Regions from separate parts of the Mus musculus genome. Here regions 2 and 3 are each linked to region 1. The links are chromatin contacts, found by POLR2A ChIA-PET in ENCODE. All regions are on one chromosome and are shown on one strand. Each heading gives the region's core, a stretch centred on a gene start or an enhancer-like site at or near the end of the contact. The rest is flanking DNA. Distances are from core to core; before and after follow the strand shown.

What was found. ChIA-PET counts read pairs that join two places held with the same protein, here RNA polymerase II (POLR2A).
Region 2: POLR2A ChIA-PET joins it to region 1 with 12 read pairs in Patski. The contact joins the promoter of Nfatc3 here to the promoter of Thap11 in region 1. POLR2A ChIA-PET finds 5 or more read pairs at or near these places in 3 of 5 experiments (Patski and embryonic stem cell).
Region 3: POLR2A ChIA-PET joins it to region 1 with 10 read pairs in Patski. The contact joins the promoter of Ripor1 here to the promoter of Thap11 in region 1. POLR2A ChIA-PET finds 5 or more read pairs at or near these places in 3 of 5 experiments (Patski and embryonic stem cell).

Annotation. Positions count from the first base shown.
Region 1 is chr8:105,853,850-105,856,554 of GRCm38, forward strand. Thap11 (THAP domain containing 11) reads left to right here and starts at 1,254. Exons shown (of 1, transcript NM_021513.2): 1 at 1,254-2,705. The coding sequence starts at 1,512. The coding sequence ends at 2,429. It also overlaps a transcript of Cenpt not described here.
Region 2 is chr8:106,058,197-106,060,921 of GRCm38, forward strand. It overlaps Nfatc3 (nuclear factor of activated T cells, cytoplasmic, calcineurin dependent 3), which reads left to right and starts at 1,394. Exons shown (of 10, transcript NM_010901.3): 1 at 1,394-1,797. The coding sequence starts at 1,695.
Region 3 is chr8:105,603,913-105,606,612 of GRCm38, forward strand. It overlaps Ripor1 (RHO family interacting cell polarization regulator 1), which reads left to right and starts at 1,317. Exons shown (of 22, transcript NM_001081241.2): 1 at 1,317-1,438.

The sequences.
Region 1 (2,705 bases), core at 4-2,503:
AAAATAAATAAATAAAAAAAATACCAAGCATTGTGTCCCATGCCTATAATGGCAGTGCTAGAGGTGCATCCCTGCAGCTAACTGGCCAGCCAGCCTAAAATGAAAAGGCCAGCCGGCGTGGTGGCATACGCCTTTAATCCCAGCACTTGGGAGGCAGAGGCAGGTGGATTTCTGAGTTCGAGGCCAGCCTGGTCTACAGAGTGAGTTCCAGGACAGCCAGGGCTACACAGAGAAATCCTGTCTCAAAAAAAAAAAAAAAAAAAGAAAAAAGAAAAGGCCAAGGGCCTTGAGGAATGAATGATACCCAGAAATTGACACTCACTGGCACACATATGAACATGCATAAATGCAAACATTACTCCCCCACTCTCACACATGATATATGTATAAACATATCTCCCATTACTTTGAATGTTTTTAAAATTAATAAATGTGAAAAATATTATACGATATTTATATATTGGTTTGTTTGGTTGGTTTTTGTTTTTTGTTTTTTTTTCGAGACAGGGTTTCTCTGTGTAGCCCTGGCTGTCCTGGAACTCACTCTTTAGACCAGGCTGGCCGCGAACTCAGAAATCTGCCTCCGCCTCTGCCTCCTAAGTGCTGGGATTAATGGCGTGTGCCACCAATTGCCTTGAATGTGTTTTCCCTTCACTGTCTGGCACATTGTAAGCAGCTAGTAGGGACATGGTTTAGGTCAGTGAGTCCATCCATGTAAGAGGTAGCTGAGAGTCGGGAGAGTGCTCCCAATATAAGAAATTGACTCCAGAAGTTCTTCTGGGAGGACTCGGGTTTCCTCTAGGCTAAAGAATGCAGTCCACTCCAAGGTACTGGGGGTCGGGGGTGGGGTGGGGTGGGGTGTTTTTTATAGCAAGCTGCAGAACCTCATTCAAATCCTGGTCTGCAGGAACTCCACCTCTCCTTTAGGAGGCGCTGCAGCCCGCGGCCGCACCAAAACGTTCTTCTGAGGCATCATGGAACTTGTAGTCTTTGTGTTCTTATACCCAGAGCGCTTGCGCTCACCAGGCACGCGCCCGGTACCATCAGGATTCCGGATCCTTGTGAAGGGTAGCCCATGCCATAACGTTCCATTCGAATACATTTTTACCTTTCGCTTAGGACGAGCTTCATCTGGAAAATAATCGACTCTGAACAGGATATCGCGGTGTCCAGGAAAGCCGCCGGAATAAGCCCGCCCCATCCCGGAAGTGAGAGGCTTCTGGCGCAGTGCATTGTGGGGGGCGTAGTCCTCCTTTCCAGGCGGTCCTTCGCGGCGTCCCCCGGGCCGACTCCGAAGCGCAGGCGGACGGCCGGGTGGGTAGCGCGGCGCGGGCGGTCCGCAACCATATTCTGGGCACGGGGCCTCGGCCCGGGACGACTGCGCCGGGCGGCAATAGTGAGAGGCCTCTGAGAGCCTCGCGCGGCGCCGCCCGTCGAGGAGCTGAGACAGGGGCCAGACCCGGCCGTCGAAGAGCTCGAGAGGCCGGTGGGCCGGGCCGCGCGTCGCAGCCATGCCTGGCTTTACGTGCTGCGTTCCGGGCTGCTACAACAATTCACACCGGGACAAGGCGCTGCACTTCTACACGTTTCCCAAGGACGCTGAGTTGCGGCGCCTCTGGCTCAAGAACGTGTCCCGTGCTGGCGTCAGTGGGTGCTTCTCCACCTTCCAACCCACCACCGGCCACCGTCTCTGCAGCGTCCACTTTCAGGGCGGCCGCAAGACCTACACGGTGCGCGTTCCCACCATTTTCCCGCTGCGTGGCGTCAATGAGCGCAAAGTAGCTCGGAGACCTGCGGGAGCTGCGGCAGCCCGCCGTAGGCAGCAGCAGCAGCAACAACAACAGCAGCAGCAGCAACAGCAGCAGCTGCAACAGCAGCAGCCGTCTCCGTCCTCCTCCACTGCCCAGACCACCCAGTTGCAGCCGAACCTGGTGTCTGCCTCTGCAGCTGTGCTTCTTACGCTTCAGGCCGCCGTAGACAGCAACCAGGCTCCGGGATCCGTGGTTCCCGTGTCCACGACTCCCTCGGGAGATGATGTGAAGCCCATCGACCTCACAGTGCAAGTCGAGTTTGCAGCTGCTGAAGGGGCAGCCGCCGCTGCCGCCGCCTCAGAGCTAGAGGCTGCTACGGCTGGGCTGGAGGCCGCTGAGTGCACTCTGGGCCCTCAGCTGGTGGTGGTAGGGGAAGAGGGCTTCCCTGACACTGGCTCTGACCACTCGTACTCCTTGTCCTCGGGTACCACGGAGGAGGAGCTCCTGCGCAAGCTGAACGAGCAGCGGGACATCTTGGCCCTGATGGAAGTGAAGATGAAGGAGATGAAGGGTAGCATCCGCCATCTGCGTCTCACCGAGGCCAAGCTCCGTGAAGAACTTCGAGAGAAGGATCGTCTGCTTGCCATGGCTGTCATCCGTAAGAAGCACGGCATGTGAATGGTTCCCCCCAGAAACCTGCAGAATTCGTGACTCCTTCCAGCCCAAGGAATCCTCAGGCAAATGTTGTACTCCCCAGTATTCCTGTTGACAGTGCCGAGGTTTAGGACAGCGGGACTCCAGTTGGTCAGTTGGCACCTTCTTTCGTCTCCTCGTGAAGTAAGAGTTGGGGACTTCAGAATCTGGTGACACCAGCAGTTATGACTTTGTCTCTCACTCCCCAGTTTATGTTGCAGATTCTGGTTATACACAGGCTTCAGAACCACTGAACTTGGA
Region 2 (2,725 bases), core at 144-2,643, 200 kb after region 1:
GCTTTGCTCGTCTTTTGCTTGGATCTCCAGTTTCTACTACTCCTGTAGCGTGTGGGTGGGTGTTCAATGTCCTCAGAGCTCCTATCACAGCTCTAATCTCTTTGCACAGTAATTATATATTTGCTATTCCTCTCTCTCTCAACCCTGATGGGAGACTATCTCTGTATCTCTGTGTCCCTCATAAGTACTGGTAAAGCCCTGAGCAGGAATAAACCAGTCCAAGATGAATGGCTCACGAGCTCAGAACATTCCTTGCTCTTCTGACCCTAGGCTTAGCCGGGGTCCCCCTGAGGCTCACTTAGTAGCCCAGGAATCACTGAGATGCAGAGATCTTTGCAAGGAGCTTGTGCTTGCTCCATTCTCCCAGGGGCTTTTGTGAGTAGTATCAGACTTGCTGTCGTGGAGGAGGTGGTCACTGGCTTCTCCCAACTCCTTCTCTTAATCATGCGCTAAGTAAACAAGACTGAGTCCCCAGACTCCAAGGGATGGTGTCTTGGGCCATCTCATGTCTCACCGGGGAAGGCAGACTCTTTGAGGTGAAACCAAGATTGAAAGCCGGTTCTTTTTGACAGCGTCACTTCCTATATGTGGGCTTTCCTTGCTCGGGTGTCACAATGCCTTAGTCTCACGGTTATGTACTAAGATGCAGAGGCCAAGAAGGGTACTTTTCTCTGTGTCTGCTCAACTTCCGTCAAGGACCAGACCTGGTCCCTCTGATTTAGGTGAGGCCTAGCTAGAATGCATGGCATCCTCTCCGGGCCGGCTTGAGGGGACAAAGGCACAGCCACTGAGACGGGGCCCCACCCCAGAAGGGTGGCTCTGAATCGACTCCAGACTTGTCTCGCAAGGTTTTCTTCGGCTCCACCCTAACCTACCCAAAAGTTCGAACCAATCCCTGGCCCTCTCCAAGTTACGCCATCGAAGTTGGTATGGAGGGATGCGGGGGATGAGTGGTAACTTTTGAGGTGGTCTAACGAACGTATCCACTCTAAACTCAGCTATAAGTGAAAAGTACCTCTGTGGGGCCAAATATCCGGACACCTATAACCCTGGCGCTCTGCTACCCACTTCCTCGACATGAGCTCCGCCCGATGAGGGGGAAAAAGATAGTCTCCAATTGGCCTACGTGGGTTCCCAATCTAATTAGACAGCGCTATTGGCCCTACCCTGGTCTTGGTTTAGAAACTGCGGAAGAAAGAGAGTTTTAACTACAACTTCCGAGAGGGAGCAGGGCTCTGGCGCTTCTTGCTCACGTGACTTCCTCCTCGCAGAGGACTCACGCGATAGGTCGGTGAGGAGGCGGGGCCCGTGGCTGTCAGCGGGGCCAGCGGCCTATGGGCTGCCCCGTCGGGCGGGAGCGCGGCGAGGGGCGGGGCTGGGCGCGCTGCAGGGCGCGGGAGCGCGCCGGCGGCGGTGGCGGCAGTGGCGGCGACTGTGGGGGTGGGGGGCGGGGAGCCTTGGTTGAGGCGACCGTGGCTTTTCTGCACCCTCGACCGGCGGCGGTGACGGCTCCCGGTGCGGCGGGGCGCTCGGCCAGCTTTCTAGGTCGGAACGGAACGCTCGGCCTCGCGGGCCCCGCCCGGAAAGTTTGCAGTGGAGCCGCGACCTCCTGGCCGGCGCGGCCCAGCATGAAGCGGCGCTGAGGAGCCGCCGCGGCCGCCTGAGGAGGAGGCGCTGCACCCCGGGCCACGCCGATGACTACTGCAAACTGTGGCGCCCACGACGAGCTCGACTTCAAACTCGTCTTCGGCGAGGACGGGGCACCAGCGCCGGTGTCCCAGGTCTCGCGGCCTGCAGGTGGGTGCCGGGCCGGCCGGGACTGTGGAGCGTGCCCTCGCCGCGCTCCCGCCAGCTCGCCTTCCCCTCGGTCCCCCTGGTGCGTGCGGGTGGCGAGGAAAGCCCGATTTAATTTGAGGAGGAGAAGGAGGCGTGTGGTTCGGGGCGACGTGGAAGTGTCTTGGCTGCGAGCGAACTAGTAGGGAACTCGACTCCGAGAGGCCAGTGGCCGGCGGACGCCCGGGCTTTGGAGGCAGAGGTTGTTGGGGCCAAAGCCCCAAGAGGTTTCTGGTTGTCGTAGCTGTGCCAGCGTGGTGCAGAGGAAATGTCTCCGAGAAGTGTAAGCGCACTTCGCTGTCTTTAGGCTAGTTGTAAAATTCTTTATTTGAAAGATGCGTGTTTTCAAATTCCACTTTAAAAAAAAATCTACTTTGCTAGAAGAGCGAGTTCGAGTTAGTGTCCACTTGTGTAAATTTATATTCCATCCACGCTTAGTTTCAAGTATACTATAACGGACCTTTCTGAAAACTGGGTTGTTTTGCTTGGGCAAAGTGTTTCTGGAGATTAAAAAACAAAAACAAAAAAACAAGATACGTTGCCTTTTAAAATTACAGTTCTCCTAGAATGTTCTAGAAGGCATTTTTTAATAATTTTAAAAAAAAAAGCTCTTCTCAGAAGATGTTTTAAAAGATAAGTTGGGAAAGCTGGACACCATAATGCTTGCGGGTCAAACCAGTCAGTAAATAGAAACAGGATGATGACTGGGGACTTAACTCTCTCCTGTGACCTGGTTTGGAATAGTGTGGTTCGTTAAGTTCAGCTTCCCTATTACATATGCAAGAGAACTTAGAAAAAGAAGATGGATAAGAGTATTCATGTTTATTCTTTCCAGTATTAAGTGAATTATTTAAATTTTTTCATAGTATTGTGAGGGCTAATACATTGTTTT
Region 3 (2,700 bases), core at 67-2,566, 250 kb before region 1:
GGCAAAACACCAATGCACATAAAATAAAACTAAATAAATTAAATAAAAAATAAAAAAAAAGAGCCCGGCAGTGGTGGCGCATGCCTTTAATCCCAGCACTTGGGAGGCAGAGGCAGGTAGATCTCTGGGTGATCTCTGGGTGTTTGAGGCCAGCCTGCTCTACAGAGAGAGTTCCAGAACAGCCAGGGCTACATAGTGTTAGACCCTGTGTTTAAAAGAAAAAAAAATCCTGGGAAAGGGATGGGGGCATTCACAAGGGCATCCAGGGCTCTGGAACAAGCAAGTGTTCTGGGGGAAAAGCCTGGAGGGTTGAGAAAGAGGCTGAGGGTGTCTCTGGAAAGAGCCTAGGGGGATGAAGATGTTGGTATTCCAGAATCCTACCATATCGGGTTGTTGAGACCTACGCTCAGGATCAGTGTCAGGCTCAGAAATTCAGGCACCTCTTAAAATCCATCAGACCACCCCTGAGTATGCCTGACCTACCTCAAAAGATGAGATGTTGCAGGAAACAGGAACGCCAAGAGGTGGAGGATAGGGACAGGGGGTTGGAGAGAGCTAATAGCATCTGGTTAATAATGGGAGGGGTAGGGGATTGGAGTCAGCTTGTTGGTCAGGCCAGCTCTCTGTTACACCATAACTCATTTTTGCCTTTGACCCCCATGGCCAATGTATGTTCCCAGTACGCATACCCAGACCTTACCAGGTTAGTCACTTATATCCCAGAAACAAAATCTGTAACTCCCCAGAAAGCAGTACCCGCTGAGTGGTTACACGCTTGCCTGGCCTAGCTATGAGCCCTATTTATAAGGAAGACGTTGTCGAAAAGGCTCTCTGATCCTACAGCGGGAAACTGAGGCTGGCTGAAAAAGTGGGAAGGGATGAGGGGCAGAACTTCAACCCAGAAGGTGTGCGACGGTTAGGCCAGATTCTGGTTCCCTTATCTAAGCCTCTCCAGACCCTAAGCACTTCCTCCAACCACCCCAACTTTCCGTGTCAGCTCCAAGAACCTGTTTATGGTGACAGGAAGGGAGCCTGAGGTCTTTAGAGCTGCAGAGATCTGGGTAAGAGGCAAGTAGGAGGGGTTCCCTAGCGCCCCCTACCCCAGATTTAAGGTCTGCATGCAGTTCCCAGGAAGCTGTCCGGTTCCCGCAGACACCTTCGCTCTCCCTTCGCTCTCCCTTTCCACAAGCTGGTTGACACGGTAGGCAGACCACTCTGCCGGGTAACTCGCGAAGGCGGAGCGAGCTGTGGGCGCCCCTTCGGGGTGCGGGAGCCGGAGGGGAGCGCAGGAGGTGGGGCCCAGAGGGGCGGGGCGGGGCGGCGGAGAGGAGGGAGGGGCAGGCGCCGGCCGCGGCGACAGCGGCAGCTGCAGCGCGAGCAGGCCGGGCAACGCCGAGAGTACCGACAGCGCGAGGTCCTTGCAGCCCAGCGCAGCCATGTGAGTGTCCGCGCCGTTTCCTAAGGCCGTGGCGGGGAGAAGGGGCGAGCTGTGGATCCCGTGCGTCCTGCACCCGCGCCGCCCATCGGCTCCCGGACTTGCGACCGGGTCCCGCCTCACCCCGTTCTCGCGACCCGGATCGCGCCGTGTCTTTTCTCCCCACCCCCACCCCCACCCCGGGCACGGAGAACGCAGCTTCGCCCCACAAAAGCCGCCGCCTCCGGCTCTGCCGCGCCCGCCGCCTCCTCCCTTCCCTTCCGCGCCCAGGCCGCCACGGCAGTGCCCCGGGGCTCCACTGTGGGCAGGCCCGAGGGCGAGCCTGAGACGCCTTTCTGGGCCTGGGATTGGCTTTATCCTGGAGCCTGCGGTGCGGCAGAGGCTGATCTGGGAATGGGAACGGGGCGACAGGGTGCAGGAGACCCCCTAGATGAGCTAGCTAGTGTTCCTGGCCCTGGTCGACCTAAGCTGCTTTGGGGCCAGGCCCGAGGTGACTGAAGACTGAATTTGCCCGAGGCCACACTCTCCACCCAAACCGAAGCTGAAGCTGGAGAAGGTCGTTTTGGCGGCGGTCGACAGACCCTGTCCCTGGAAATGGAAGCTGCTATGGGGACTCAGCAAACAGTCAGAACTAAGCATCCTGTAGAACTGGTTTGGGGAAGGGGTTGTTCAACCAGGGCTAGAGCCCCGGCTATGTCAGCTTTTAGGACCCTCTGTCCTCCTATCTTAAGTTAAGTCTGAGTGTGACCTCTCTTACCGGCCCTTCCAAATCATTTCTGATGTGCGTGCAGGCTGGTCTCGTGTGTAAAATCTAATACAATAATAACGGTGTCCTGGCCACCGTCTATGTGGCTGCGTGCGTCTTGGACCTGCACATTCGACTGACATGCAGCCTTCTGAGAAGGTGTATGACCATCTGGCAGATGTAAATACTGGGCCAGAGAGGTTAGCAGCATTTTCAAGGTCACACAGCTGGGTTGGGAAGAAGCAAGAATTCACTATCCACCTCTCTAGTATTGACAGTGGGGGTTGGGAGCACTACAGCCGGACAAGGACTGCCAAGGCTCCCTCGTCTACCTCCCACACAGTCCTGGGCCCTGTGGGCAGCAGAGCGAGATGAGCAGTCCCTGGGCCTGGGTTTGGGTGGGAGGGAGGGGAGCGCACAAGGCGTTTGGACTAGGATCTGCCTAGGTGGAAAACCAGGCGAGGAGGGCGAGAGTGAGTCAGAGCGTTCCCAATCCGCCACCGCTGGGACTCGCGACCTA